Linked DNA regions of Mus musculus: regions 1, 3 and 4 are each linked to region 2. The links are chromatin loops, found by intact Hi-C in ENCODE. Cell type or tissue: left cerebral cortex. All regions are shown on one strand. Region 1 has its middle 36 kb from the start of Gm39843. Region 2 holds the start of Tlk1 (tousled-like kinase 1). Region 3 overlaps Tlk1 (tousled-like kinase 1). Region 4 has its middle 36 kb from the start of Gm39843.

What was found. A loop is a pair of places that touch in the nucleus more often than their neighbours do. Peaks named below come from ENCODE experiments on the same cell type or tissue, not always from the same donor. Only the 100,000 strongest peaks of a DNase experiment are listed, where the experiment ranks them.
Region 1: a loop joins it to region 2, with 5 times the contacts of the local background. A loop is called at or near these places in 2 of 42 quality-filtered maps.
Region 3: a loop joins it to region 2, with 2.7 times the contacts of the local background. A loop is called at or near these places in 3 of 42 quality-filtered maps.
Region 4: it touches region 2 in a loop (2.6-fold over the local background); 3 of 42 quality-filtered maps call a loop at or near these places.

Annotation. Positions count from the first base shown.
Region 1 is chr2:70,954,959-70,962,958 of GRCm38, reverse strand. No RefSeq gene overlaps it. Among named protein-coding and RNA genes, the nearest start is that of Gm39843, 36 kb to the right of the region's middle. In left cerebral cortex, no CTCF peak of the experiment used is centred here; DNase peaks (open chromatin) are centred at 2,142, 3,335, 3,808, 4,256 and 1 more place; H3K27ac peaks cover 3,833 bases.
Region 2 is chr2:70,820,169-70,828,168 of GRCm38, reverse strand. Tlk1 (tousled-like kinase 1) reads left to right here and starts at 2,689. Exons shown (of 20, transcript NM_172664.3): 1 at 2,689-2,976. The coding sequence starts at 2,838. In left cerebral cortex, a CTCF peak has its summit at 3,579 (motif pointing right); DNase peaks (open chromatin) are centred at 3,622, 4,044, 4,488, 6,000 and 5 more places; H3K4me3 peaks cover 2,808 bases; H3K27ac peaks cover 2,299 bases.
Region 3 is chr2:70,719,523-70,727,522 of GRCm38, reverse strand. Tlk1 (tousled-like kinase 1) reads left to right here. Exons shown (of 20, transcript NM_172664.3): 13 at 1,946-2,043; 14 at 3,440-3,521; 15 at 5,435-5,616; 16 at 5,796-5,965; 17 at 6,314-6,449. Among named protein-coding and RNA genes, the nearest start is that of Gm38528, 19 kb to the right of the region's middle. In left cerebral cortex, a CTCF peak has its summit at 5,149 (motif pointing left); a DNase peak (open chromatin) is centred at 3,356.
Region 4 is chr2:70,883,198-70,891,197 of GRCm38, reverse strand. No RefSeq gene overlaps it. Among named protein-coding and RNA genes, the nearest start is that of Gm39843, 36 kb to the left of the region's middle. In left cerebral cortex, no CTCF peak of the experiment used is centred here; DNase peaks (open chromatin) are centred at 3,441 and 4,117; H3K27ac peaks cover 1,178 bases.

The DNA.
Region 1 (8,000 bases), 130 kb before region 2:
AGGTGTGAGACTTTTTAATAAAATCACTTAGACTGTTTGGGGTTGTGTGTTTGTAACCCTTCAGAATTGAAGATATTCGAAAGAGATGCTGGTGTCTCTCAGTCTCACTGTCAGACTGTTGAAACAGTGGACCCCAAAGAAGTAAAGCTTTCACCCAGGAATCTCATGCTGGGAGACAGAAAGGGTACCAGCCAGAGGGGTACTTGTGTCCCAGAGAGAGATTCCACACAGTTCTAACAACTCCAGACCACCTCTAGGACAAGACTAAAGTCCAGCCAAGGGCCCAATGGTGGGCCCACACATCAATGACACTGCTTAGATGTGCCAGTCCTTGGCCCTCTATTTAAAATTTAATCTCATTCTTGAAGATTGAGGCCAACTTGGAGTTTCTCTGGGTCTCTGTCCCTCTTCCAGTGCAACCACACTAAGTGAGTCTTTACTGTTTTTCACTTCAATTTGGGACTTTGCTGTTTGGGTTGGTTTGGGACAGTGTCATACTCTGTAGCTCTGGCTGACCTGGAACTTGTTTTGTAGATCAAGCTGCCTTTGAACTCAGAGATCGACCTTCCTCTGCCTCTCCAGTGATGATATCAAAGGCATGTGCCACCACACCTACCTAGCAAGTTTGCCTCTTTTAATTGACTTACTGAGGACAATGGCCAGACCTGATTTGGGGCACAAATTGTAACCCCATAGTTTGAGAACAGGTTGACCTTGGGTCCTATTGGGACAAAACAGCTTAACTGATGGTATTTCCAGAGCAGACAGAGTCAGGCAAAGTGCCTAGGGAACGATCTTTAGGAAAACCGTTCAGTTCTTACTTCATCCTAGCACACAGGGCAGGTGTGTTCACTCCTGTATGGAGAGAACATCTGTGTGGGGAAATGGGACAGGATCAACCTTCTGGGAGGAGATGGGCTCAGACTAGTCCTTGACTCTCAAAGTATTCAAACTAGATCAGTCTGTACAGAAGTTAATGAGGGATGGTGCAGAGAGGTGGGGCAAGTCAGCTTGTAAACAGTAGCACTGTGAAGATGGGACTTCTCATCTTCAAACTAGAGCCATCCAATTTGGTTGGTTTATTTTCGTTCACTCTAGCCATGGTGTTTTACAATAAGATGTAGAGAAGTCTGTTGAAGACTTGTCTATGGCATATAAAATGGAGTGAGGTCTGTGATCAGTGATGAAGAAAACCACAGGCCCTTTTAGAATAAATTTGCCTTTGGTGGCAAGTCCGTAGAAATACAGTTGTCACGGTTTCTGTTTAAATATGCACACATCAGTAAATGGAAGAATCAGAATTTGCCCAAGACTCTTTTTTTTTCCCCAAGACTCTTAACTCACTTGTATTTCATAATTAAAGTCTACATTTAAAAGCCAAGACAGTCATGAAAGTATTATATGCAACAGGGCAGTTTAGATAAGTTAAATGTTGCTATGGGAACCCCAACAGATCTTCTCATGTCTCCATTTAAAAACCATGGCCCAAGGTGGTTTTAAAAAACAACAGAAGGTAAAATTATTCTCACATTCTCACACATGTAAATTGTACTGTCTCTCTCAGTTCTAAATAGCAGATTCAAGCCAGCCTCTTGACTGGCACAGTAAAACTCAGCTTCATATCTTTCTATAATGTATTACAGCATGTGAGTTAACCTTTAAAAGCTTCAAAAATACATCAACCAAATTTGGACTCTGAGACACAAACTGGGTTGCCTTGGGCTCTCTCCAGCACCAGTCTCCTAATCCTTGAACATCTCCACAGTCGTCCCTCCAGATCCCACCCCCCCCCCACCACACCCCATCTTCTGTTTGTCTGATCCGTCTTTTCCCACTTAGCCTACCTTCATCGGCCTCCTTTTTCAGGTTTGCTGCCAGATAGAAATGTAAATTTAAGCAGAGAAAGCCAAGGGAAGGGCCATTCGGAATTTTGCCTGCAGATACTAAGAAATTGCGAGGTGTCACAAATATATCTGTTTAGGTATTAGCCTAAAGTATCTGCTAACTACGTGGAATTCTAACCCTCCTCACATCCATAAAGCTAGACCATGGTTAGCAGAAGCTGATGTTTAAAGATCCCTTTTCCAAGGGAGCCGCACTTCAGAGAGTCCATTTTCCCCAACAGGAAAAGGTATGTTCCTTTGTCTTCCACATTGGTTAAAAGTACGGTCTCCATTTTCACCAATTCTGAAAGTTACCTTGGAGCACTGTCTGCCTGGAAACATCCTCCCATGAAGCTCTGCTTGAGAAGGTTTCGAGGCTACTCATTAGGGGTCTCTGTTACACATCTCCCATTGTGCACTGGAACACTCAGTTGCCATTGACTTCTGCTAACATACTTGTGCGAGTTCCCTATGCAGCGTCTCCAAACTGAGAATACATCCCGATTTCTACCATTAAGTACTTGTAAATCATTGCTACACATTAGTTGGTGTGTGAAAATAGCTATCTTCCTGGGGGCTGGGGGGGGGGGGCACACAAAAGCCAGAGTCACATGAACGTCTGCATCGTCTCATTCTCTCCCTGAACTGCTTCACCCCACCTCTGTGGTTTTCCATCTCCTAAGGTCTGAAGCCTGAATAGATCAGCTTTGTTACCTAATTGGTTCTGATGTTGGTTATGCTCCTCACAGGAGCAGTTGACTTCACATTTGCATCGCTAATAGCCCTCTTTGAGAGCCTCTGCCCCTCCTGCCTGCCTCTGCTAGTCATCAGTAGACTACACACACACACACACACACACACACACACACACACGTTGAGGGTACTTTCCCCTCTTGTGGAAGCACATTGTAAATCCTAAGCACTGAATATGGGAGGTGTTGTTATTAATAATAGCGTCTACAATCTACAAGGCAGCGTGCACACAGCACTCAACATGTACTTTTTCAATGCTTTTTGAGACACTGAGAGAACAACAGTACTGTGCTGTGGGAAAGGTATTGCCTGGGAGTCTCCCAGGAAAAGAATAGGTTCCAGGTCCCATTGAACCACTTCACTACTCTCCATTCAGCTCTGAGTGCTGATTTTGTATACAGTAGGTACTTCATTTGATTCCCAAGAGCCTATGAATTAGCTGTTACTGGGGCCATTTAACAGATGAGGCGGGTGCTCTGAAATCCTCGGTAACTCGCCCAGGATATTAGAGGTATTAAGTGACAGAGTCAGGATGTAGACCTGGAATTGCCTTTACTCCAAAATCCTTTTCATTTGTGGGTTCACAGGCTGCTGGGAAAAACACTGAGGAATAGAGAGCCTCTAAATGTGGTGCAGAGCTTGTGGGAGCTTGGCTCGTAGAACCCTCAAGGATCCTCCTGCTCATCGAAGATCCGGTCATTCAGTGAAAAAAGTAGGTCACACTTGACTGGGTTATAAAATGGAAAGGAAGGAGGGAAGGGAGGTGACCCGTGAGGAATGACAGAGCAAAACCCCTCAATCAGTTCTCTGCAGCATTCTGAGTCTGCTCAGCTGTGCCCCACCCCCAACCCCCTGCTCCCATCCCGGAGACCCCACAGGCTCAGCCTTGAACCTGGCGTACCTCCTAGCAGAGCACACAGCACTTGCGTACTCCTCACTTTAAGTTAAAAGGAAAATTCAAGGAAGGGAAAAGGCCCTTAAAACATCTTCAGAGGGATTTGGCTGTACTGTAACCTAAAAAAATCTGTGAAGTCGGGAGGTGTCAGAAAGAAAGCATGCATGAAACATCTTTATTTAAAGCCTGTGTGTACATGAATGACACATTAATGCCAATTCAAACATGAAATGTGGATCCTTTTTTGGAATACGGTCTGGGATTCGAAAGGCGCAAAGGTACCCTGCACGCTGGTTTGCATGGGGTTATAGATATAAATGGAAGTAAAAGAACTCTTGCATCTTCGTTTTTTTAATAAACCTGTGTTATGGCCTCAGAGCTATAGAGGAGAGTAGGTGCCAAAATCTGCCTTTCATTAACATAGGCCTTAAATGACAAGGAAGAGGTGTTGAAGACAAAATTACTTTTTCCTATGAGTATGAATCAGCAAAGTGCAGCAACAAGCAAGTGATAATAGCTGTGCGGGTGAGAGCCTACGGGGGCGGGGGGGGGGGAGGGAGAGGGGGGCGAGGTCAAGAAAAATAGCATCAGCTGGAAAAGACACAAGCACACCTGCGAGGCCTATGCAGGAGGCTACAGAGCACAGCTCCCCTGAACACCACCTCAAAGGGCTCAGAGCACAGTAAACCCAGCTTGGACAAAACACATTGGTATGAGATGGGTGGAACACATTAAAATCTCCAGATGGTTGAAGACAGCCCACCCTCAGCTGCCGCTGGAGCTGTCAGAGGCAAGCTACAGGTGCCACTGCTTGGCCAAGAACTTAAAACAACAGCTATTGATTCTCTGTTGCCTGCGGCCTCACAACCACTTAACCTTTAAGAAGGAGAAGCTAGAGTAGTGATTCTCAACCGGTGGGCACAGCCCCACCTTGGAGTCAACCGACCTTTTCACAGGAGGCCACCTAAGACCATCGGAAAACACTGGTTGTTGCATTCCAACTCGTAACAGTAGCAAAATTACAGTTAATGAAGTAATAGTGAAAATAATTTTATGGATGGAGGTCCCCACGGCATGAAGCACTATATTAAAGAGTTGCAGCATTAGGAAGGTTGAGAACCACTGAGCTAGAGAGAGGCAGATGAGCACTGCAGAAAGGGTGTGGGTGGGATCAATATTGGACTTGAAGTAGTCACAGTGTCCAGATACCTGTGAACTTGGCATCTCAGTGTTCTGTGTGTTCTGTGTCTTAAACATGATTTTCTTTAACAAGCAGCTACTAAGGAAAGCAGAGAGCCCACCCCCCCGGCGCCGGGGTGGGGGTGGGTGGGGGGTGCAGGGAGCTTTGCTCTCAGATGTTACAAAGAAGATGACCCTTGATAGGTTCCCCGACACCAACAAACACCAACCTCATCTCTTCTACATGGGCTAATGAAACTGGATCCAGGAAAAATGTGCATTTTGCTATACTTACACAAATTCCTTGGCAATGTTCTCAACCTATAGTTCCTTTTCAGAGCTACTTCCTAGTCCATTACAGGAAAAAAAAAGTAGCAATTAAGTTTTCCTCAGTTAATCTTTGTATATCAAGTAGGATTGTTTCAAAAACCACCGTGGGAGGTGCACTAACCCTTCGGGCTTTTAAGGCCTTTTCACTGGGGAAAACTGCTCTAAACGCTGTGAGTTCCTAAAATTAATGATGAGATGCTATTGAGTTGATTGCATTAGTGCGGTTTAAATTTTTCTTTTTCACTGTTCAGTACTTAGCACAAGCAGCATCACGCAGTCGCTGCCTCATTTCTCTTGATTTCTGCCTCCTTGGAGTAACATGTCTCCCTCCCGAGGCCCTGTCCTGCCTAACAGAATGGTCCCTCTCCATCCATCTTTAGCGGCATGCAGCTCCTGCAGGTGAGCGAGACCACGGCACCCCTGGGCAGCGCTGGGAACTCAGTACTAAAAATCACCTGAGAGAAAATGGCTGAAATTGCCTGCGTAGCACACGGCCCTGAAGCAAGAGGAAAATTTCTGCCTCCAAGGGTAATTACTTTTCTCGCTTCTCACAGTTCTTCCTTCACGGCGCTCATTTATTTTAATACGCACGATCCACTTTGAATTTCTAGAAGATAGGGTTTCTGTTGTTAGTGGTGTTTTTTGTTTTGTTTTGTTTTTTTAATCCAAATGAAAGGTAAGATTCAGGATCCAGAAAGGTGTGTGTCCTCATCCTCACACGCGTATATTCTTAGGCATTCCTCATTTGTGGCTTTCTTTCCTAATAGAACGCTTGGGCTCTGGAGACTAGGGAAACAAAGCATCATTAGAAGTCGCCTTCTTTCACTCCCTTCCCTGTGTGCCTTCCCGTCGTCCTCGCGCGCCTCCGGGTGCTTCTTTCCCTGGCCAAATAGTGCAAGGAAATCCTTTGCAGATCTCTTGCTTATTTTAGGGCAGGGAACAGCCATGGACACAGATTTGCCACTTCAGGGGCTGCTCGTTTCCTCTCTTCAAAGTTTGGTTGAGCGAACGGGACCTGGGGTTTGCTCGCCACCTACAGTGGCAGGGGCTGGGTACCCAGCAGTCCTGTGCTGAAGTGAGAATTAGGTCTTGTGCTTTCCCTGGGCCAGCAAGCTCACCTTTCCCTCGTAGGTTTGTTGTTGTTGTTGTTGTTGTTGTTGTTGTTGTTTTTAGCTTTGACTTTTAAAAAGTATACATTTGTATTTCTAATTGATGCATAGTAATTGAATAATGTAGTGTTGGCGCACATGCGCATGCACGCACACACACCTTGGCTTTGAACTTTAGCATGCTCGCCATGAGCTCTGCTTTACACTACTTCACCTGCTCTAGCTTTGACTCCTTCCAGTACAAATTATTAGAGCTGTTTCTCCTCTGGGATGTAGAAGCTGGGCATAGGCACAAGGAGAGTCTCGAAAACAAAGCGGGCTCTTTGCAGCCTTCCTGTGGTCAGAGGCCATGCCAGGTCCCTGAGTAAGTTTTTTTTTTTTTTTTTTTTTTGTTTTTTAATAGTCCTGGCTGTCCTGAAACTCACTTTGTAGACCGGGCTGGCCTCGAACTCAGAAATCTGCCTGCCTCTGTCTCCCAAGTGCTGGGATTAAAGTGTGTGCCACCCGGCCCAGTTTACGTCATGTAAGTTTTAAAAGCCATCTATACTTTCTTCACTGTGGCACAGTGTTATTCGAGTTGTACCACTCTATTCCGTATTGATGTTTACATAGGAATAGAATGTACTAGGAGTGGGTGGGACTGGAGAAATGGCTTCTGTGGTTAAGATCACTTGCTGCCATTGCAGAGGACCCAGGTTCGATTCCCAGCACCCACATGGTGGCTCACAACCATCTGTAACTTCAGTTTCAGGCCATCTAACACCTGCTTCTGACCCCCTTGAGCAGCAGACACGTGTGGTGCATGGACATACACGCGGGCAAAACACTCGCATGAAGTAAAGTAAAATAAATAAATCTAAAAGCAATCGAAAATAATTCTAAAATTATTAAAAATTATTTAAAAGAGAAGAAAGAATGACCTCTGGGATCAGCCTACTGGAGGAATCGTATTCATAGTTTGTTATTGTGTCTGTAACTTTCCAAAGAGATGTGCTGGAGCCTATCCAGGTATTAACACTTATGCTGTTTTCTACATTGGAAGTTGGGGATGAGAAAGTTGGATAGTGAATGGAAAGGAAGTAGAGAGGGGCGGGTGGGGAGCAGCAAATCAGAGGGCTCCGCTCTGTCGGTAGTGGGCGTCACCTTTCTAAAGGGTGATCTGCAATAGAGATGGCAAATAAATACCTATTCACAAGGGGTCACCTCTACCAAGGGAGACCTCACACACGGCGTAGGTAAAAATCCAGGTGAAGACGCATGCCAGATTAGCGGAGTGGTACAGAGCCCGCTACTAGAGATGGTGACCAGCAGAAGCAAGGGCCCTCGAGAGAGAAAGGCATGGCCACAGATCAGCTAAGTACTGCTCCAGTGTCTCAAAGGGAAACGCAAGGTCAGGGAAGATCGGGGCAAGAGCGGCTCCCAACTGAATTCCACAGAACTGAATGATATCGCCACGTCCACCCCCACCCCACCCCCACTGCCTGAGCTTGTAGAGAGAGATGGAACTGAGGTACAGAGTCAAAGAAGCTGCAGAGCCCATAAGCTTTTTTTTTCTTTTCTGTTTACCTGATTTTATGGTTCTACACAAATGGCAAGTAGAGCATTCAGCTCTTGATAGTTTTTTTTTGTTGTTGTTGTTGTTTTTTTTTTTTTTTTAGCACAACAGAGGCGTGCCCTCCTCTGAGTCCCACCATTTCAGAGCTCTTGAACTTGTTTCCCACCGTGATATGTCAAATTCATGAGTTCATTAAGCAAAGGGATGGGAAGGAATCATTGGCCAAGCAAGGAACGCCTCAGGCCCAGTGGAAGAAGAAAGCCGGGTTGCTGCTTCCCTGGGGGAAAGGTTAGCAA
Region 2 (8,000 bases):
TACTTACTGTAATGTACTCTGAAAATTCTATCCCTACCATTTGGTAAATTTTGAAGGCGTGCATTCAGATGCTGCATGGCATGCCATTTTTAGGCTAAGCCCGTTTGTTTTTCTGCTCAGCTCCTTATAACTGGGAGAGGTTTCTTTAGAAGGTGATAAGTGCATTATCTTCATCACAAGCCACAAGAAGGCAAGAGCAGCATCTGTAACGTCCTTCTCGGGCAGCAGCCACAGGCAAAATAGAACTGAGGTAGCTCGCCTATGCATGTGCCACGCACCTCTACTCATCACTGAAAAAGACAAAACAACAAAAAAACCCAGGGTGCACAAAACGTTGTCAGGAAGGTATCTGTAGTCCAGCCTAGCCTGGCATTCAAAGCAATCCGCTCGCCTTTACCATCCAAGTGGTGGGACTAAAGACTCGAGCCACCTTGCTTTTCTGCCTTGGGATTTATTTACAGTTTATGAGGAATGGAACTCTCAATGAAAGTCTTGGAAATGACAGGAGTCACCCAATGAGTCTAACCATCTTTGTTATAGATGGGAAAGTTGATTTTTTTAATAGTTATTGACATTAAACTCAGTTCTTTTAACTTCCTTCCTGTTCTGTGTCCTTTATGATACAGTGTGCAAACTAAGCTTACTCTTAAAAGAAAGAGGGGCTGGGGTAGAGGGTTTGCCTAGCAGGTATGAAGCACTAGGCTTGATCCCCAGTATATAGAAGACCAAGCAAGCAGAGTATATATATACATATCATATAAAGTCATAGATAAGCAACCAAGACATGGGTGTATGTCCATACAAAGGCTTGCACACGAGTGTTCATGGAAGTATTAAAGTAGAAAAGGGAGAATGCAAATGTCCATCACAGTTCAAGGGATAAGGCAGGATATATTCGTACAAGAAAATGTAACCATATGGCTATTAAAATAATTATGTTCAGGGAAACCACTTTATGTCCAGAAGAAAACACTGGACACTTCATCTAAAATTCAGGAAAATTCAAATTACTCCGTGGCATAGAAAGAAGATATATGGCTCTGAGGGGGATGGAAATGGGGCAGGTAGGAACCTCAAAGGGGTGGGGAGAAGGGAGTTGAGTGGGCAACAGATGTTTGCTACTGATTGTACAAGGGGCATCAGAGCTGTATACACCCTACAGTGTGAACTAAAGCCACACACTTTACAGTGAGTTCTATGTCAATAAAGTTGTTCAATTTGTGAGTTCTTAGGTTTCAAAAGCAGAATGTGACTGAAAACAAGAATCTGAAGCACAGGAACACCCCAGTGACTTCTGGCATAGCTGACAACCAAGGCTCTATTCTGGGAGTACAGTTTATCTGAAGAAAACATTACGATGAGAAATGCAAAGTCATAAAAATAAAAAATAGAAATGACATTTTGGTCCCCCTGGTAATCATGTCATTTCCTTATGCCTGCACAGTTGCTCTATAGCATAATCATTTTAGTGTTCTATTCAATTTGGTTTAAAGAGAGCAGTAACCTTGTCGTATTTTTCCTGGACTACCAGACTTGCTCTTTTATGAACAAGATGGCCAATCGCTGGTGTGTGTACGTGGGTGTGCAGAAAGCTATGCTCTATCTATAAATTTTAGCAAATGCTGTAATTTGTTTTGGGAATTCGTCGTCAATACTCAACAGCGGCACCAGAAACTGGAAATTTCTAGAAACTATACCTTCTTCAAGATGAACACTATAGTTTTTTTGTTTTTTGTGTTTTTTACTGTGAATTCAGTAGTCAACATTTTCTATTTAGATTTTCCACTTCTGTGAAAACAAAGAACAAACAGCTATACCACACACTCAGGCTACCCCACCGGTAGGGTTTCTCAATTCTTTTGGTAGATTGTTTTAAGGAAAGTTTTATTTTCTTAGGTTCTTTTTTTTTTAATTCCGTGACTACTCCTGTTTTGCAGATGGATAAGTGCACACTGCTCTTTCTTTCTTTTTCTTTCTTTCTTTCTTTCTTTCTTTCTTTCTTTCTTTCTTTCTTTCTTTCTTTCTTTCTTTCTTTCTTTCTTTCTTTCTTTCTCCTTCTTCTCCTTCTTCTCTTTCTTCTTTTTCTCCTGAAGGGCAAGAAGCAACTCTCAACTTTTCAGTTCCATTTTGAGACTCCGGAGCCAGGCGAGAGCAGAGGCGTCTCGGGCAGGCTGGGTGTGGGGCGCGCTTCGGAGCAGGCGCGCCGCGGCGAGGGGGAGGCAGGTGGCAGCGGGGGCGCGCCTCCCTCCGGCCGGCTCCGCGCACGCGACTCGCCGCTCCGCGCCGCGCCGCGGGCCCCGCGCCTCCCAGCGCGCTCGCGCCCTCCCCGCCCTCGCCCCGCCCGGGCAGGGCCCTCCCCCCTCCCCCCTGCCGGCCCCGCGGCCGCCGCCGCCGCCGCTGCTACCGGAGGCGCAGGAGCCTCGCGATAGTGTTTGCATTGGCGGCGCGTGACGCCGCCGCCGCCGCCGCCCGTAACTGATGCAGAGGTTACCCCGCCGCCTCAGCCGCCACCCACCGCCCGCCACCGCCCGGGCGACGCCGGGGCCCGACGCACTGCAGAGGTGCCGGCAGGTTCCGCCCGCGGAAGTGGCCTCGGTCGGCGCGGCCCGCGCTCCGCCCGCGCTCCGGCCCCGGCCCCGCGGCCCCGGCCACTCGCCTCCCCTCGGCGCTACCCTCCCCGCCCGCCCTCCGCCCGGCGCGCTCCCTCGGCGGCGCGGCGCTCCCCTCCCAGCCCTCGCGCCCGCGCTCGCCCTCAGCGCGGCCCCCGCCATGACGGAGGCGGGTGCCGGTGCCGCCGCCGTCGCAGGGGGGGAGTCGGGCTCCCAGAAAGTAGCTTGATGAGTGTCCAAAGTAGCAGTGGAAGTTTGGAGGGGCCGCCATCTTGGTCCCGGCTCTCCACGTCTCCAACCCCGGGCTCGGCGGCGGCGGCCAGGTCCCTGCTGAATCACACGCCGCCATCCGGGAGGCCCAGGGAAGGTAAGCGCCGCCGCGCCCTCCCGCGGGCTCCCTCGGCCCGCGCGGACCCCGGGCTGGGGTGGGGGGTGGCGGTTCGCGGGCGGGAGGCCTGCCCTGGCTCCCTGAGCCTCCTGGCCTCGGGGCTCGGGTGGGTTTGCCCTCGCGGTGCAGCCTCGGCGCGCGAGCCCCCTCCCCTAGCCCGCACTCCTCCCATAGAGGCGGTCCCCGCGCCGCAAGCCGGGCCGCCGGGACCGGTTAAGATGCCCCTCGCCCGCCTCCCGCATGCTCTGGGCTGCCTCGGATCCGAGTCGGATCCCCATCGCGGCCCCTAGAGCGATCCCAACGGCAGACCGACTCGTGGGCAAGGCTGCTCGTGCCACCCCCCCCCCCCCCCCAGATGGTTGCAACTTTCCTTCCTTCGCCATCGGCTCCTGCATGTTTGAACGTTATGCTCGTGGGTTGCAAGTACGCTCGTGTTCCTTTCTGCCCAAGGGTGGTGGGCTTTTTTTTTTTTTTTTTTGGTGGAAATTCCTGCTTGAAGGTTTCTGCAAAACACGCACTGAGATCGGTTACAATTGTTTTCTAAGTTTTCTGGCTCCTTGCATGCAAGTGTTCTGCCACCAGATGTAGCAGTCACACAGCTAGTAAGGCACCTAGTGCTTTTGACTAAAAAATGAACTTGCTGCCTTTAACTTTAAGTATACTCCATAAAATGGAATTCGGGAGAACACTCCTTTACCAGGGAAGAATAAATTTGCATCGGATCTCTTTTAACGCCCTTTTGTCTGGAAAATGCGAAGTCGTATTCGTTAGCAATCGGTAAATGGGCTGTTCGCTCCCGGTTGTCTCGCACAAGGAGATTATCAGCACCTTTAAAAAAAAGAAGAAAACGTTTGAAAGTCCAGCAGTCTAGTAAGCCTTGTAAAGAAATTCAGAGCTTCGGTTTATGAGTCGTTCGGATTATTGTATTTTGAAAATATGTCTATATTTATTATCCATAGCTTTGGTAATTGCTAATCAAATGTTTCTTGCCCGGATCCAGTGGTTGAGGCATAGCATTCTTTGTCATTTTGTTCCCGTGAGCATGTGTGAAAGTGACAATAGGCTCAAAGATTGACGTGAATATGCTCTAGAAAATTCATGGGAAGATTTGATTTATGGCATCCATTAAACATGCCGAATACGTTGACAGACATTTTCCCCTTTCATCTCACCCTGACACTGATTTTTCATTAAAAGAAATAAGAGCTTATTTATTGAATGACTTAAATTAATAATCTGAGTTTTTCCTTCTGTTCTTGAAAGTTTATGTACATGTATAAGCTTGAAAATTTGTAAGTTTAAAATTTAAAGTGTGTGTTGTAAATAGGGCAGTTGGTGCTTGTAGCTTGCTTGTTTCCACTTTGTAGTTTCATTACGATGTCTAATGGTAGTATGAGTTTTGAAAGATTATCGTGGTTTCTAGAGTACTATACCTTTGAAAAATAATTCCTCATTGATTTCTCAAGTGTTTATTGAGCCATTACTATGAGCCAGGACCCGTATGTGATAATCTGCTGAATACATGGTGTTGGTTTAACAGTTGACTTCTGTTATCAGTCCTGGGAATTTGGCAGGCACCAAATTCAGATGGAGTTTCTAAGGAAGGTCAGCCCTAGCTGACCGTCTTAGGTGTGCCGTTCTGCACCCTTCCTGATGATGAAATGTTCTGAATGGTTGGAATAACTTAATTCAAACTTCCAAATAACCAGAAATCCTGCTCCCCTCCCTCAGCAGCTTTTTTTTTTTTTTTTTTTTTTAAATGGGTTTTGTTTTTTGTTGTTAACCTAAAATAGTGAGTCTTAGTTAATACTTGAAATTCTGGGATATAGTCTTGTGAGTTACACTTGACAACAAAGTTTCCATCCTTTTCTCCTTTCCCCTTGAGTCTTATAGTGGACCACTGCTGTATTACAGGGCTACACCCCAGCCCTCATAATTATTAGGTCATTTATTTTTTATTAACCATGTAAATTAAAACTGTTAACCGTCCTCCACCCCTATTCATTTTGAGGCTTGGCACCATGTCTTTAAATTTTACCATTGCCAGAGGAATGATAAAATTATCTGTTGGAAGCCCCCCAAGGATCAAGATGGAGAAGTTTATCATTGAGTAGAGTCCCCTTTTTTGTTACAGGTGTTTAGTACCTTTTGAAGGTATATATGTTAATACGCTGCATAAACTGATTAAATTTAAGAACCTTTTGATTTCAAGGGAGGGCTAGTAAGAAACATAGGAAATGCTGGTGGGATTTGATTGGAAACATTGAGTGACTGTATCAGGACGAGTCTAAACTTTGTTTCTTGAAAACCTGAGCCAAATTAACTTGCAATCACAGAAAAGAAGTTAAGTTCAGATGATGTTTAGGTACATGTATGTTTGTGAACTCTTTTGTCTGCACTTATGTACATACCATATGCATGCCTAGTGCTGAGGAGCTCAGAAGAGGGTCTTTGGATCCCCTGGAACTGGTATGGAACAGAAGGTTGTAAGTTGCCATGTGAATGCCCTACAAGAGCAGCAAGGATACAGGGAGCCATATCTTGAGCCCTGGGTGAACTTCTTTTAAGCAAATTAAACTTTGAAAGAGGTTAAAGATGTGCCATACTTGTCTGTAAGTTATCTGGAAGATTAAAGGTGTGTGCTAATCTTCAGGAATTTTTTTTATTAGATGTTTTCTTTATTTACATTGCAAATTTTATCCCCTTTCCTCATCCCCCCTCAGAAAAACCCCCTATCCCATCCCCTCTCCCCCTGTTCACTAACCCACCCACTCCTGCTTCCCTGCCCTGGCATTCCCCTACATTTGGGCATGGAGTCTTCACAAGACCAACGGCCTCTCCTCTCATTGATGTCCCTCAAGGCCATCCTCTGCTACATATTCGGCTGGAGACATGAGTTCCTCCATGTGTACCCTTTGGTTGGTTTAGTCCCTGGGAGCTCTGGGGGGTACTGGTTGGTTCATATAGTTGTTCCTCCTATAGGGCTGCAAACTCCTTCAGCTTCTTGTGTCCTTTCTTTAGCTCCTCCACTGTGGAACCTGTGCTCAGTTCAATGGATGGCTGTGAGCCTCCATTTCTGTATTTGCCAGGTACTGGCAGAGCCTCTCAGGAGACAGCTACATCAGGCTCCTGTCAGCAAGCACTTGTTGGCATCCACAATAGTGTCTGGGTTTGGAATCTTCAGGATTTTTAAGATACACATGGATGGGCTATTTTCTTTGCTCTGAGTCCAGAATTTTTTTGGTTTTTGTTTTGTTTATTTTATTAATTTGGAAGATTTCTCACAAGTGCACAGCAGGGTTTCTGTTGGATCTTTTGAACCTGTAAGCTCCAACCCATTTTGTCGCCTATAATACTGTTATTAAGGGGTGGAGAGTTAGGAAATTTAAGGTTTCAATTGGACATGGTGGCATACATCTTCCCAGCACTCTGATGGTAGAAGCAGAACTCTTTGTTAGTCTATGGAGTGAGTTCCAGGATAGCCAGGGCTACATAGAGAGACCTCAAAGGACAACAACAAAAGAAAAAAAAGAGGGCGGACACATTTCAAGGAAAGATCTGTTGAAATCTAGTAACCAGATTTAGCCAGCTAAATAAACAGATTTTAGTTTTATTTTTTGTCTTTTGCATGTTAACATATGGTTATTTTTTAAATTCATTATTGCTAAAATCAAATGGTTGATTATTCAAAAGTACCCTTTTCTTCGCAGTCTTGCTAGTTATGAGTAACTTTTTTGTGACTAATGAAAGTATTAGTGATGGACAGTATCACAGCTAAGTTGCTGGTTTCAGACAAGTTTCGGTGTTTGAAGACTGTGGTCCCTAGAAGAACAGGGAGATGTTAAGAATATGATGTGGGCTTGCAATCCCTTGAAATCACTCGCTAGAGGAGGACAGGGTTGTGTATCTTTTGGGTTCTAGCTTAAGAATGAGTGTGTATTAATATAGCAAGAGAACAGAAAGCCTAGCCTAGAGGTCTGGGAATCTGAGAGATGGTGTGCTCTTATTAGCTTGTTGGTCTTAACACCCCTTTATTCTACTTAACATTACTAAGGATTCCAAAAAGATCATTTTTATGTGAGTTATTTATTAATGCTGGCTGTATTAAAACTGAGAATTTAAAAAGTTTTAATTAATTTTAAATATAATAAGCCAGTTACATAAGTGAAATTTTGTAAAAAAAAATTACATTCTAAAATGAAAAAAATAGTATAATTAGTGCTATTTTATATTTTTACATGATTTTTTTTTGGCTTATTGGAAGAACAGCTGGATTTTGCTTCTGCTTTGTAACAGTTGTGATATGTTTTGATTGAGATGCATGAAGTACTTAGCCTTTTCAGAGTGACTGTTCCCTGATACAACATCAAAAACTACAAGTGGCAGGATTTTTTAAAAGGTTACTGGTAATGTGGAAATACATTGTACCCCAAAAGTACTCCCCAGAAAGTCAGTGGTGTGTGTGTGTTTGTATGTATGTATATGTATGTATGTGTGTATGTATGTATGTATGTATGTATCTATGTATCTATCTTCTGCCTAATGAAGACGGTGAAGAGTGGGAGATACTTGGGAGACATAAGTCTAAAAAACATTAATGGAAAGTAGATTCATTCTCCTAGTCTAGAAAGAGCAGAGCTAATTCAGCAAGGTGAAAAAGTTAGTGTCAATTTTGAACAAGAACATAAGGACCATGTAGCTGCTAAGGTGCCAAGCTTGTCCAACAGTGGGAAGAAGTATTTAACTGCAGAATGCAGGTTACAGAGACATTTTGTGGGGAATGTAGACTCTTGGATTGTGTGCTCTTGGATTTAACACATTATGGTTCCATCTATTTTAAAAATATTAACTTCCTGGCATCTTTTCTTTAAGAATCCCTGATTATAGTTAAACTGTATTCATATTCTCTGAATGTTTCAGACAGTCTCAAGTCAATACTATACACTACTGTTGGTTTTATTATTCTTCTGCATTTTGTTGTGATTTTCCTCTGAGGATTTTCT
Region 3 (8,000 bases), 100 kb after region 2:
AGAGTCAACCTCTTCTGGATTGTGGAGCTAAAATGTGAGCTTTATCATACTTTTTACCTATCTGAAGGGCTAGGTTTTTTTTTTACCTTATTAAGACAACCAGGCTAGCTGTACTCAAAATGTATTTTCCAATGCTTTAAAATTCATTTCCTGTTTGTACAGTGATTCTTTGATGTTGCATGATAGTTCTCTTAGCACTTGGTGTTTGTAGGTCTGAGGTCAATCTGAAATACGTAATAAGAGCCTGTTACATACCTGCCAAAATAACTGACTGAAGCTATAGCAAATCATGAGATATCATGTAAGAAAACCTAACGGCCAGGAGTGTAGCTCAGTGTTAATGCTTGCTGTCATGCAAGAGGCCCTCTGTTCCCTCCAGGACTAACAAGAAATGATAGAAAAATCTTTGAAGAACTCTAGATAGCTCTTTATTTAAATTTATCTTGATATTTTAAATTCGTCATCTAATAATCTCTGTCAAAAGTAGTGGTCTAATTACATTGAAGAATAACAACTGTTCCAGGTGTAGTCAGGTTTTTATCCTGTTAAATCCAGCATCTTAGAGGCATAGGAAAGGATGCTAATTCAGACTGGAGCCTAGTGAGTGTTGATTCACACATACACACACACACACACACACACACACACACACACATACTGATAAAGGTGTAACTTTCAGAATCTCGTAGAGTTTAAACATACTTAGATTCTTTTTTTTTTAAATTTTTTTTAATTGTTTGGCATTTGATGGTGGCAGGGGGTGGGTGGGCTGGTGTAAGTCAGAAAACAACATGAGGATGAAGGCCCTGGATTTAGTTTTTTGATCTTTGGAGATTTAGTTTTGTTCACAAGAATTTATATTTATATTAAGGATGCCCTCTATCTCTGATTATCTGTCTGTCTGTCTGTCCTCCTCCTCCTCCTCCTTCTCCTCCTCCTCCTTCCCTATAAGAATCTCTGACTATGCTCAGATTTGTAATCTTCATTGCCATGGTCTCCCATGTGCTAGAATTATAGGTGTGCACCATGAGTTCCTATTCAACAATACTATCAGTGCTAAGTGAAGGAGCTAATGGAATAGAGGATGTTCAACTATAATATTGAGAAATAGCATCTAGTCTGTATTTTCTGCAGTAGACTAATAATTATAGTACATACATAATAAGCCACCATAATCTGTGTTTATTTACTTAACAAATAAATACTTTTATTCAAAATATTTTAAAAATTGGACATTTCTAGAAAACTCCACCAAATTTGGCATGTTTGTATCCACCTGTAAATAGTTGTTAAATGACTGACAAGGCATATGTATGTGAAGAGGGAAAGAGTATGCTTGCTTGATTATGCTTTGGTATCTTTGGTTTTTTTTTTTTTTTTTTTTTTTAGTGTGTTTCAAGACATGCAAATGCATGTATAACCATGTACTGAATAGTTTTGAAGTACATCTTTAGGACTTGGCTTCATTTGCTCTGCTAACTGGGGATCTGCCATTGCTGTTTATAGGTTTGCTCAAATGTGTCTTTAAGGTGATAGGGCTTATCCAAAGTGTATTTGTATTCTAGACTTCATTAGGCTGTAGCTATTCCCTGTCTCTCCCCACTAACTATATAAAAACAAACCTTCACTCGTTTTGTGCTAGTAAAGTTGTTCCTCTTAAGTTAAAAATTGGGAATCCATTTTGTTGAGATCAGTCAGCTTTCTGTTGCCTTGAAGTCAATCACTCAATGTGGACATTTTCAAAATACATCCCTCAGAGTACAGAACAGTGTGGGCCTTCCTGTACAGTGCTCAGACAGCGATGGGTGCCACAACAGGCCATTGGTCTGCTCTCTTCCTTTAGTGGTACTACTGCTCTTGTCACTGAAAATGGATGCATGGATAAAATATCCTGTTATATCACAAATAAACAGAACTTGTTATAGTTTCCTCTCTTGATCTTCAGGAAGAGGCTGAAATCCAGGCGGAACTGGAGCGTTTGGAGAGGGTCCGGAACCTTCACATCCGAGAGCTGAAGAGAATAAACAATGAGGATAATTCACAGTAAGTCCTAAAGTCACACATGACAGGAGCCCCGGGGAGAACAGAGAGACTTTCCTCCTCAGCCACCTCTGTCACAAGGAAAGCTTACACAGTACCAACTTGGATGTCTGTGCGCTCTGCTAAGCCCTGTACCTCCCTGTCCCGTCTCACCCCCCCACCTGATACACTCCCTCTGGACATCTGAAGCGGCTTTCTCTTTATTTCACACCAAGTGCTCTCCGTGCAGATGGCCTGTCTGAGAGCCATCTCTGCTTCACCTCATTTCCCCTTTCATTATCCTTTTCTTTAATTTCCCATGGTAATTAGTACTACTGGGGTTACAGTTTACTTTTTAGTTATTTATTTTGTCTCTTCCCCCTAACCTGTAAACTTTTTGAGCAAAATCATTATTTTGATCTTATATCAGACATACCAGTAAAATTGTACTAATGTGGTATTTTAAAGCGATTGCTGGCAGAGTGTTCATTTGGGAATTTTTCTACAAAGCCCTTCCATGTATTCCTGTTACACTTGTACAGGTGGGCTGCTCATTCTGATGAGCCCTTTCTGGAACAGAGACACAGTAGCGGGTTTTGTTTCATAGGATTGGGTGAAAACTAAAACAATGAACTTACATAAATGCTTACTGTATAACCAGTACGATGCATGCCACTTAGTCACCAGAGCATGTATTACTTAGTGTATCTCAGGTACAAGCAACATTAACTAATAATGGCAGTATTACTTGAGAGTGATTTTTTATAAGCTTTTTAAAAATTTTTACTTTAAAAATTATGAATAAAAGTCCAAAGATACTAAGATGTAACCATGAACAAAGACCAGTTGATAAATTTTTTTTAAAAAATAAAAATCAGGGCTGGTGAGATGGCTCAGTGGGTAAGAGCACCCGACTGCTCTTCTGAAGGTCCGGAGTTCAAATCCCAGCAACCACATGGTGGCTCACAACCATCCCTAACGAGATCTGACGCCCTCTTCTGGAGTGTCTGAAGACAGCTACAGTGTACTTACATATAATGAATAAATAAATCTTTAAAAAAAATAAAAATAAAAATAAAAATCAGTACTATAAAATCTTGATTACTTATAACTCACTATAAAACTATTTTTGTGATAGAAGTGGTTTATGAGAAATAGCGGTCTCCTATCAAGCATTGGTGGTTATTGGACTACTGAGTTATATACTTTTATAGTTGCAGTTTGTAAGTGCTAAAGCATAACGCAGGTGGTATACTATGTAGAAAGACTGAGAGAATAGAAGTAGCTACTGGCTGGTATTTGACATTAACAGCAGAGAAACTGAAGCAGACATAGCTAGGATAGTCACGAGTGGGCGTTACTGTACTCAGAACTGGATTCTTTTAATGTGCCGCAGTAGTTTTTTCTCTGCTCTTTTAAGGTTCAAAGATCATCCAACGTTAAATGAAAGATATTTATTACTTCATCTGCTTGGGAGAGGCGGCTTTAGTGAGGTCTATAAGGTAAGGTTTTCTGTTCTTTATGCTGATGTGGGGGAGGTGGCTAAGAAGAAATACTTGGTTTTTGTTTTCTGCTTTTAGATGGACTTTTGTCCTCGGTCTCATTACAAAGAAGAGTTTATTGTGGGTTTCATTTTCGTATCTCTTAGGGGCTAAGCTCTGTTACTAACCTGTGCGGTTCTCTCAGCCATTCACTGTCCATTAGACATGCTGACACATGACTGAGTGTCACTGCTCTCAGCTGCTCAGTCCCGCTGCTGTGTTGGTCATTAAGTTGCTTTTCTCTTTGCTCTAGTTTGCCTCTCACTTGCTGTGATAGACACCTTGACCAAAACAAGTTGGAGAGGGAACAGTTATTCATCCTAAGAGGTTACTGTCCTACACTGAGGGAAACCGGGGCAGGAGCTCAGGGCAGATGCTGGAAGCAAGAGCTGTGAGGGAACACTGCCTACTGGCTCGGTTCCTCTGGTGTGTGTGTGTTTTACACAGTCCAGCACCGCATGCTCGGGTGCTGATCACTGGCCAGTCAGTCTCCCAATGCAGAGTCCCTCAGGTAACTTGGGGCTATGTTGAATTGACAGCTAAACTAAGTGGTTTGGTTTGGTTTGGTTTTCTGTTTAAGCTAATCAGGCTCTGGAGACCTTCTTTTAACAAATGTATAAGTTATTAAGTCCTTTTTAAAGGGGCATCTTTGCATATAAGTCACCATGAAACTTAAAACTATTTTCTTTAAAAGCATTTGATATTTAAAACATTTATAGGGGGGACAGGGGGGAAAGTCACAGTAGAGGCATGTACTGGACCTCAGGACCTGTGTTCAGTTTCAAACAACTTTGTTGGAAGGCTCGCATCTGTCTGTAACTAACTCCAGCTCAGGGGATCTGATGTATCTGGCCTCACAGGCATCTGCATTTGTGTACATATAAATGAAATTTTAATATTTATATATTCATAGTTCAGGTCACAGGGAGGTCACCTAAAATAAAATACATGGTTTAAAACACTTATAAATTATGTGATACTTAAAGTAATGGTCGTATTCTTGTTTTTTATGAAGTGGGCTGGTAATTGGAACAGTTTTTTTGAAGGGGAAGACAATTGATAAAATTGAATATAGATCATATACCCGATTAGATTAGGAAATATTGATACACTTAGGTGTGGTGCTATGATTTATTTAGGGCCTTATCTCTTAGAGATAAATTGTGAAGAATTACCAGCTTATTTTTAAACATTACAGTGGGTAAGTTAGGTAGCTGCAGGTAGTGAATGGTAGAGCATTCCCTTAACCTGCACAACGCCCTGGGTTTAGATGCACACACTATTTTACCTTAAAGGGATGGTGGCACGGTCGAAGGAATAGATTAAATTTTTTAACTGGATGGTGGGTGCAATAACATTCATTATGCTATTTCTCAAGTATAGAGTATAATAATTTCATAATAAAAGAATTTTTTTTCCATAATTGAAAAATTATTAAGAACTTATTATTTGAGACTGGAGAGAGCTCAGTAGTTGAGTGGTGGTTGTTCTTTCAGAGAAAGATGTTGACTTCCCAACACCCTTCATGGGCAGCTCACAACCATCTGTAACTTCAGTTTCAGAGGGCCCAATTCCCTCTTCTGGCCTCTGCAGGCACTACATGCACAAGTGCACAGATAACAGAGGCAAAACACTCATACACATAAAATAAAAATAACTTTAAAGTTAAAAGAACATATTAATTTTCAAAAAGTAAAAAGTATGGAGTTGTTAAGAAAAGGTAGATAAAAATACTTTGTTTTCTCTGACATACAGAAAAGCATCCTGGCTGTATGTGTTGCTGGTTTAGCCTACAGGATTGCACATGTAAAGGAGTGGGTCCATATTTAAAAGAATGCTAGCTAGATGTGATTGTTGTCCGCCTTGAATTGTAGGCATTCGACTTGTATGAGCAAAGATACGCTGCTGTGAAGATCCACCAGCTTAATAAGAGCTGGAGAGACGAGAAGAAAGAAAACTACCACAAACACGCTTGCCGAGAGTATCGAATACACAAGGAACTGGACCACCCCAGAATAGTTAAACTCTATGATTACTTCTCCTTGGATACAGATACGTAAGTAAAGAAATGTGAGCCTTAGAGTACTGGTTTTGTTTCTGACCCTGCGATGGTGGTGCAGATGTTCTCATCTCTGTCAGCACTGGGTCTCTGTTAGTTACTGGGCAGTGATCCTCACCTCTCCAGTGCACTTGTCTTATTGCGGGGTTTCTGCTGATTGTTCCTTCCTGTTGCAGGTTTTGTACAGTGCTAGAGTACTGTGAAGGCAATGACTTGGACTTCTACCTGAAGCAGCACAAGTTGATGTCTGAGAAAGAAGCTCGGTCTATTGTGATGCAGATTGTGAATGCCTTACGCTATCTCAATGAAATCAAACCTCCTATTATACATTATGACCTTAAGCCAGGTATTTCAGAATATGTATCTTACAGGGTTGGGTTTTTTGGGGGGTGGGGGGTGGGTAGTGTGTGGGACATAGGGGTTATTGCATTTTTGCTTGTATTTTATAGCAAGGTTTTACTATGTAGCCTAGGCAGATGAACTCAGAGAGAGCCACCTTCCTCTGCTTTCTGAGTATTGAAGTTAAGGGCATATATCACCATAATCAGTCCCCAAACATTACTTTTTGTTATAAAAATTATCCTTTCATTCATATATATGGTGTGTGTGCGCGCGCGCGCGTGTGTGTGTGTGTGTGTGTGTGTGTGTGTGCGCGCGTGCATAGTACTAAAAATATTGTACTTTGTTTTTTTAGGAAATATCCTTCTGGTAGATGGAACAGCATGTGGAGAAATCAAAATCACTGATTTTGGTCTGTCCAAGATTATGGATGACGATAGTTACGGTGTTGATGGGATGGATCTGACTTCCCAGGGGGCAGGCACTTACTGGTAAATGTATTAGTAAATGGCTTAGGTTGTCCCCCGTGTTTTATGAATGTTTAGTTTTATTTTCAAATATTCTTTGAGATTGTTGTGTTGAAGGCACTGATCCTATGCCTTGAAATTGAAGGGGGAGTCTGTGGCTAGTAATTGCCTATATTCTTAACTGCATATGACTTTAATATGCAGGAACTCCTAGTGTGAATCAAAATTCATGAGTTTTCTTCTCAGGTGTTGAGTGGTGTTTGTGATCTGAATAAGTACTTTTGCTGATGTAATATCATGACTGTTTCAAGTAAGAACACCTGTGAAACTCAGGCCTTCTCTGTAGAGGTTTTGTGATGTGGTATATACATATACATATATATGTGTGTGTGTGTGTGTGTGTGTGTGTGTGTGCTGTGTATATATGTGTGTGTGTGTGTGTGTGTATATATATATATATATATACACATACATATATATATATACACACATATACATATATACACACGCATACATACATATACATATATATGATACAGAGTTTGTTAATTGTAGATAAAGTCAGCATATTTGTAGTCTTTAGATCTGACTCAAAAATTTCTTTATGTAGCTATAAATCTCTATATAACTAACTCTTAAATGTAAGTTATTCTGAATGCACTTCAGTGTCTTAGGGTTACTATTACTGTGATGAAACATTACAGTCAAAAAAAAGGAGCAAAGGGTTTCTTTGACCTACACTTTCACAGCACTGTTGAACACGGAAAGAAGTCAGGGTAGGATCCCAAACTCTTCGTGACTGGAATTTTCATCAAATGATGATGAAACTCAGCGGGGGCTCATTTACAAACCATGACAGTACGAATTTCCGAACTTACTCAAGTTTGCCAGAGTGGAGAACATAGACAATCATTTCCAAAACTACCTAGTTCTCAAAATAAGTGACATTAGCTAGAAGGGAGATTTTGCAGAAAAGAGAGCTCCATACAATTTCATTGAACAGGATTGCAAATCCAACCCTGACTGTTGAGGGCCCCAGGGCAGCCCCCATAGAGTGTGCTTGGGCCCACACTGACCATTCCCCTGAGTTGTGTTGACTTTTCCTGAAGAGGCATTAGTCAGATATGTGGATTATTTGTAAGCCACATGAAAGTTGTATCATCTGCCTGTGGTGCCACCTAAATAGCTACTGCTTTCACAGTGAAGAGAATTGTCTCTAATAGTCTCAGTCAGAAGTCTTATGGACTTTTTATAACAAGGCTGTTCTTGACAACAAAAATCCTCAAGGTCTGTAGTAAATGAGAAGCTCTCCTCTGTAGAGCACTCATTGTTGGTTCCTGTCATCATGTCTTCACTGGTGTTGAGAGCAGCAGGAGGAAATGTCCCTCTTACAGCTGCACCTGAATCAGGAAGTCTTGCTTTAGGGGCTGTGCAGGACAACAGTCATGATGTTCTTATGTAGAGACATAGGACTTATTTCCAGGCCAGATGTGGTGGTACACATTGTTAATCCCAGCTGTCGGAGGTAGAAGCAGAAGATCTCTGTAGTTGATGGTCAGCCTAGTCTACAGAGTG
Region 4 (8,000 bases), 63 kb before region 2:
ATATTATACTACATTGCTCTCTTCCAGAAAGTAGAAAACCAGACAAAATAAACGGTACATTCCACTTAGAGGTATCAAGAAATTCTCCCACTATATAGGAAGACATTGAGCTGACATTCTGGGACTGTCACAAATGCAACATTTACAATACCCAAAGCACAAATGATTAAATGCTTTTCAATACAGGAACCAATAAATTTTGAGATTACTATAGCCAAAATATATGAGCTATATGTATAACCATAGAATTATAAATACTAATAACCTGCGAGAGAGAAAGTTTTTAACAATGTCCAAGATGATATTTATGGAAATGTTTGAGTAGGGAACTAGGTTTGGGTTTTTGACTGAGGGTTTGTTTGTTTGTTTGTTTGTTTGTTTTGAGACAAGCTCTTTCTAAGTAGCCCTGGCTCACCTGGAACGCCCTATATAGACCAGGCTGGTATCTAACTCACAGTGATTCTCCTGCCTCTGCCTTGAGATTGCTAGGATTAAAAGCATGTGCCACCACACCCACCTTAGAGGCTATGCTTGTTTATTTGTTTGCTTTTAGATGCAGCCTAGATTACCCTGAAACCCACAGTTCTCACGGTTTACCCTCCTACAGTTGTGTGGCTCCACATTCAGTTTATAGGAAACTTTTGATCTTATACAGATATTACTTGTATAAAAATAACTACAAGGGAGGTGGATGTGGTGGTGTATGTTTAATCCCGGCAGAGGCTGAGGCCAGCCTGGTCTACCCAGTGGTTCCAGGCCAGCCAAGGCTACATAGTATGATCTTGTTTCAAAAACAGAAGAAAACTGCACAAACAACAAAACAACAAGGTAACAACTCCAGATGGCAATGACTCCGGATGCTCCACACACCTGCTGTGACCTTTACATACCCACACTTACCTACCCACTATAGACACATGCAAATACCCACATAGTGATGATGATGATGATGATGACAGAGGAGGAGGAGGATCAACTACTAGGTAGAAATTCCCAAGTATATAAATCTCATCAGCTGCACCAGGTCAACTTCTGTTTCCAGGCAATGAAGATCTCATAAAGAAGAACCTTGGTGAGCCAGGCTCAGGCAGCAAGGAAACATTGTAAGAGTAATACAGGAAACGTTCTTTACAAAGTTACATCACTAGGTTAATAACATATGTTTCCCTTCAAAGAGAAAAAAGCGTGTGCTTTTAGTCAGGCATAGTGGCAAGTACCTTTAATCCCTGCACTTGGGAGACAGAAGCTGGCAGATCTCCAAGTTCAAGGCCAGCCTGTTCTACAAATAGTTTCAGGACAGCCAGGGCTACACAGAGAAATCTTGTCTTGAAACAAAACAAAGCAAACCAACCAAACAAAATGTCTCCCTTCGTGGACTCAAAGCCTGTACTCAAAGATGAAAGATTATCAAAAGAGACAAGCAACAAGGCTAGACTCTGGAACCAGGAAGATATGAACTTGAGCAGTATTCACACGGGAGTTGAGTCAATTCAGAAAAATTAGTATCTCGAAGCCTCAACTCCCACAGCTATATCTACAGTGTGCATACTTTTTAGTGAAAGAAAGACTGGCTATCAAAGATGGCCATGTCAGTAAGATGCCCTGAAAGATTGCTATCATGGAACCTATTCTTGCAAACCATAAGTGCAAACTGTAAACTAAGTATTAATAGCATCCTTCCAAGAGGTCTCAAAAACTCCAGGATCTACTTCTCTAAGGTTTACAAATGCTTAGAGATTCTTTGGGAATATGTACTATATTTGGAAGAGATTTTATTTGTGCTGCTCCTGGTTCAATGACTAAGTCATAGAGATAAGGCCAGAGAGGAATGCAGGATTTTTCTAGCTGTTTAGCTAATCTAAAATAGAGAGTGCGTCAGTCAGAGAACTGAAAGCCACAGGGGAAAGAACGTCAGCTAAAAAAAAAAAAAAAAAAAAAAAAAAAAGTATTGAATCACACAAATGAGAAGGCCCAGGGCTTGGTGGTGTGAAAATGGTTTCAGTCCAGGTTCCTGGAAGGAAGCTGGGCATCTTTTGGTTCTGCTTTCCCTTTAAGGCTCCATCAGCCAGATGTGCTTTCCTCCAGGAGTAGCAAAGCTCCCAGAAGGAACTCCACACCTATATCTCCTCCATTGCCTAGAGAGCTTGTCACTTTCATACAAGACGGGTCACATGATCACCTCTGAACCAATCACGAAGGACAAGAGATGAGGGTTTCTAATTCATTGATTTAAGTGGCTGAGGCTGGGCTCAGAATCAACTCTGGGAGAGGAGAGGGGGGGGGCTGGAGATGGGATGGGAGAGGAGTGACGTAACCTGTGATGGGCTGGAAAGGCATACAAAGACAACAATCCCTAAGGAAGGAATCAAAGTCGCGGGAGAGAAACTAAGACTACTCACAGGTTGGCCAGTTGGTTTTATATTTACTTAGTTGTGACAATGCGCCCATGTCTACAGACATGACATGGACTGTTGTGGATATCAAAGACATCTTTTGGGGGTCTTTCTAGCATGAGGAACTCAGGTCATCAGGTTTGGTGAAAAAACATCTCTACTCAGTAAGCCATCTCATCAACTCTATCCTCTATTGATTTTGTTTGTTTGTTTCTATAAAATGATAGTGTACAGTCAGCCTCTCAAGTTCCTAATCAGGTTCTGCATCTAAGGATTCCACCAACTGTGGATGGAAAACCTTTGTAAAAAAGGAAGGAGGAGGAGAAGGAGGAGGAGGAGGAGGGGAGGAGGAGGAGGAGGAGGAGGAAGAGGAAGAGGAAGAGGAAGAGGAAGAGGAAGAAGAAGAAGAAGAAGAAGAAGAAGAAGAAGAAGAAGAAGAAGAAGAAGAAGAAGAAGAAGAAAAAGAAGAAGAAGAAGAAGAAGAAGAAGAAGAAGTCAGGAATGTTCTAGAAAGAGCTAGCCATTAGCCATGTTAACTTGTACTTACCAGCCTGGGCTACAAAGTGAGTTTCAGGCCAGCCTGAGCAACACAACAAGAACCTAACTTTGGCGCATGCCTTTAATCCCAGCACTCGGGAGGCAGAGTCAGGCGGATCTCTGAGTTCGAGGCCAGCCTGGTCTACAGAGTGAGTTCCAAGACAGCCAGGGCTATACAGAGAAACCCTGTCTCGTAAAACCAAAAAAAAAAAAACTTGTTATAAGCAAACTTTGTGTTTGCCATTGACCGGGCTGAAGCTCTGTGAGTACAGTGGGGTGTAGACAAACCTGCCATAGACTCCTGCCTTCTCCCAGATGCTCAGTACTCAAAGTGGGTTGGTTCATGGATGATGTCTTTAGGCTATGGTGACTGTGTCTGTGCTGAGCAGGCACAGGGTTCCTTTCTCTTGTCATTGTTCCCTGAGCAATTCGGTATGACGAATCCTGACATTCACATTGAGAAGGAATTATAAATAACCTAGATGTGATTTAAGCCTAAGCAGTGAGGGGATGGGTGTGGCGCCGAGGTAGTGTGCTTGCGTGGCATTAGTGAGCATCCGAATTTGACTCCCAGCAGCACTGCAAGAGTAAAAACAGGAAAAGGCACCACATAGGAGGACCTGGGCTTGTTTTCTATAAAAACCTGAGTATTCACATATTGTTCTTCCCAGGAATGGAGAGGGGGAAACGCTTCTGCAACCATTTCCTACATGGCTATCAAGGCACGACTGTGTCCACTTTGTGCTGGATGCTGAAATGTATTTCTAACTGCATTTGATTTGGAGTTTCAAATCCAGCGTTTGTTTGTTTGTTTGTTTGTTTGCTTGCTTGCTTGTTTTGAGACAGGGATTTATTACATAGCCCAAACTGTCCCTGAACCCACAGACCTCCTTAGACTCTCAAGTCCCAGAATAAATGCATGTTCACCATGCCTGCCTTCTAAGTCTATTTGAGAGAAATTATGTAAGTCTGACCAAGAAAGTATTCTTAGACGATGAAAAGGAGGCCAGTAACATGAAGATTAACAAATTAATTATCTTACATAAGAGAAGCCACATGCGGTTTGAATGGTGGTGGTGGTGGCGGCGGCAGTGTGTGTGTGTGTGTGTGTGTGTGTGTGTGTGTCCACTGCCCTATGCAGTTCATCCTATAACAAAGGGAATTGCCATCTGTCACTCCCCTTGTAGAAAATATTTCTGGAGGTGGCTTGCCAACTTCAGCCAGAATTATAAAACTAATGAGTTTTTAGCTACCATATGCACAGAGTGTAATAATAGCAGGTTCTAGGCAAATGTTGTCTGCTTGCTTTGGGAAGTACTTTCCCTCCATGATAGGAGCAGATGCCCGAAGTGCTATTAAGAATTCTGTTTCCTTCATAAATCTGTACAGCGACGTGGAGTCCTCATATTCGCATGAAGTGATTTTTATGTGGAAAACATGGCCCTTGTTACCCTGTTTCTCATGGGGTTTTTGGTATCTGTTATATAGAGACTGCCCCTTGTTAAGTCAAAATTGAGAACCAGATGCCATTTAGAAAACTCTGCCAGTTGGAATTTTCTGATTGGTCTCCTGCTCTTTTGATGCCTTCCTGGTTTATAATATCCAAATACTTCCTGCTCTTTAGAGTAAAGCCACTATTTGTACTCAGCCTTTGGGTTGTGACAGCAAAAAATAGGTTAGGTTGTGTGGTTGTACCAAGTGTCTTACATGCTCTAAGTCTAACATGTGTACTATGTGTGCCACTACTTCCCAGGAGTTATATGCAATTTGCTTCTTTGGGGTTGTAGGGGATGGAACTCTACCGAGGATAATCTATGAATAGAGAGTATTAAGGAGATTGTAGGAGAGTATTTTATAAGTTTTATGAATTAGGATTCTTTTTAAAATTTAAACTAATACCAGAATATCGAGCTGTGCCCACTGATAATGTTCAGTAGCTGTGAGCACACCCAATGCCTGGATCTTGGTTTCTAAACCCCGTTTAGCAATGATAAAATGATAAACGGCTCCTCAAGAGACAGTGGTTCCTAGGTTTGGGCTGTGGGATGCTTGTTCCACAAAACAGAGAAAGTGTAAGGGCAGAAAACAGCATGTGGGTGTGCTCACCAAATCAGTGGGTCTCTGGGGGTTTCCCTACTTTTGTTTATTAGAAATTATTAATTTTATTATCATTTTATTTGTTATTATCATGTGTGTTACAATCATTATTGTAATGTGCATTACATTATTTATAATAGACAGCCTCTGATTCTCTCTGCTGTACACTGTGGAGTGGACAGTCTGGGTCATGCGAACGCTGTGGTTAAGTTTTAAGGGAGCTAGCTGTCTGGCTGCTCTCTAAAGCGCTGCACGACGTTCTCCTTCTCCTAGCTGTGTGTGAAGCTTCCGATTTTCTCATATCTTTCCCAACACTTGTCATTTCCCCTTTTTCTCTTAGCTGTCCCAGTGGGGGTAAGATCCTGTCTCACTGTGGTTTTTATTTTTGTATTTCCTAATGACTAGTGACATTATGCATTTTGGTGTTCTTTCAGTTTTAATTTGTGTGTGTGTGTGTGTGTATGAGAGAGAGAGAGAGAGAGAGAATGTCAGTGGATGTACTCACCTGTGTGTGTATATGTGGCCAGGTGACTTCTCTATTGCTTTCTACCTCTTTTTAAAGTGTTTTTTTTTTTAATTTCTCAAAATCATTTCATTTTATATATATGGGTGTTTTGTCTACATATATGCCTGTGCCTTACATGCATGTAGCTCAGAGACCAGAAAGGTGTGGCTCCTGTAGGACTGAAGCTATAGACAGCTGTGAGCTACCGTGTGGGTGCTGGGGATTTAACCTGGGTTCTCTGAAGAGTAGCCAGTGCTCTTAACTGCTGGGCCAGCTCTCCAGCCCCTATTTATTTTATTTTATGTGAAAATGTATGTGCTTGCATGTGTGTCTGCAGCACATGCATGCTATTCTGGCAGAGGCCAGAGGAGATCGTTAGATTCCCTGGAACTGGAGCTGCAGATGTTTGCAGATGTTTATGAGCCATCTGTAGATGCTGGAAATTGAACTTGGGTCCTGCGGGAAAACAGCCAGTGCTTTTACCTGCTGAGCCATCTCTCCAGGCCCTTCAACCTTATTTTCTGAGACAGTCATTTACATTAGAGCTGTTGGAGCTGTAGAGGCCTCTAAAACCCTCATGTCTCCATATGCTGGGATTACAGATACACACCATCATGCCCAGTTGTGTTTGTTGTTGTGTTGTCTTGAATGAGTGTAGGAATCTGAACTCGGGGCCCTCATGCTTCTGTAGCAAGCACTTTGCCCACTGAACCATCTCCTCAGTTCTCTTCTTTCTTTTGTTTCTTCCTCCTTCTCCTCCTCCTCTTCCTCCTCTTCCTCCTCCTCTTCTTGCTCTTCTTCCTCCTCCTTCTCTTCCTCCTCCTTCTTTCCCTCCTCCTCTTTTTTTTTCTTTTTTGGCAATGTCCTACGCTGTAGCCTTAGTTTGCCTGAGTCTCACCATGTAGACCAAGGTGGCCTGGATCTCCTGCCTTGTGAGGAGCCGCCCTCACATTTGCCATTATAAGATGGCACTGACAGCTGTGTTCTAAGTGGTAAACATAGTCTGCACACATGCAGGGGCAGTTTTCCCACCATGTGTTCTGCCTTTCCCGTGATGACAACTGGGCCGATGGGCTGCAGCCAATCAGGGAGTAATACATCCTAGGTGGAGGATAATTCTCCTTAAAAAGGGATGGGGTTTCGCCATTTGCGGCCTTGCTTCTTACACTCTTGCTCCTGAAGATGTAAGCAATAAAGTTTTGCCGCAGAAGATTCTGGTTTGCTGTGTTCTTCCTGGCCGGGCGTGAGAACGCGTCTAATAACAATTGGTGCCGAAACCCGGGACGGGACGAGAAAAAATCCGGGACGAAAAAATACGAGAAAAAACTCGGGACTGGCGCAAGGAAGATCCCTCATTCCAGAACCAGAACTGCGGGTCGCGGTAATAAAGGTTCCCGTAAAGCAGACTGTTAAGAAGGATTCAACTGTATGAATTCAGAACTTTTCAGCTGGGGAACGAGAGTACCAGTGAGTACAGCTTTACGAGGTAAGTCTGATCTTGAACTTTCTAAGGAAATTCAAGACAGTCTATCAGAAGTAAAGTGGAAAATAGCTTTATAAGGTATGTTTGGCCTTGAACTTTTTCTAGTGTTAAAAGCCCTTTTGTTCCTTTTCACATGTTATCAAGTGGTTAAGGCAGGGCGGATTCTAGAGGAAATTCAGGACAAGCTATCAGAAGTAAAGCGGGGAGAGAGAGTAGGAGCAAAGAGAAAATATGGTACACAAACTAAGTATACAGGCCTTTCCAAGGGTCTTGAACCTGAGGAAAAGTTAAGGTCAGGTAGGAATACCTGGAGAGAGATTAGAAGGAAAAGAGGGAAAAGGGAAAAGAAGAAAGATCAATTAGCGGAGGTCTCTAGGAGAAGGAGCCTGTGCTCATCGCTGGATGGGCTCGGGGAGCTAGTTCTTAGTAGCTCTGAATCAGATAAAAAATTTAGCTTCTCTGAAGAAACAGACTTGGAGGAGGAAACAGCTCGTTATGAGAGAGAAAAGTGCCAGCCAGATAAAATGCGAGCTAATCGGTCAAGGAAAAAGCCAAAAGCGGCTGGCAAAGGCCAGCTTGCTGCTTGGCCTCTTGGCAGTCGGCTTCAAGGTCATAGTGCACCTCCACCCTATGCTGAGCCCCCGCCCTGCGTAGTGCATCAGCCCTGCGCAGAGAGGCAATGGACAGAGAGGCAATGCACAGACTCGTTCATTCCAAAGGAGGAACAAAGGAAAATACAACAGGCATTTCCGGTCTTTGAAGGAGCCGAGGGTGGGCGTGTCCACGCTCCGGTAGCGTATATACAGATTAAAGAGCTTGCCGAGTCGGTCCGTAACTATGGAGTCAGTGCTAATTTCACTATAGCACAAGTGGAAAGGCTTGCGAATCACGCTATGACTCCTGGTGATTGGCAAACGGTTGTAAAAGCCGCTCTCCCTAGTATGGGCAAATATATGGAATGGAGAGCTCTTTGGCATGAAGCTGC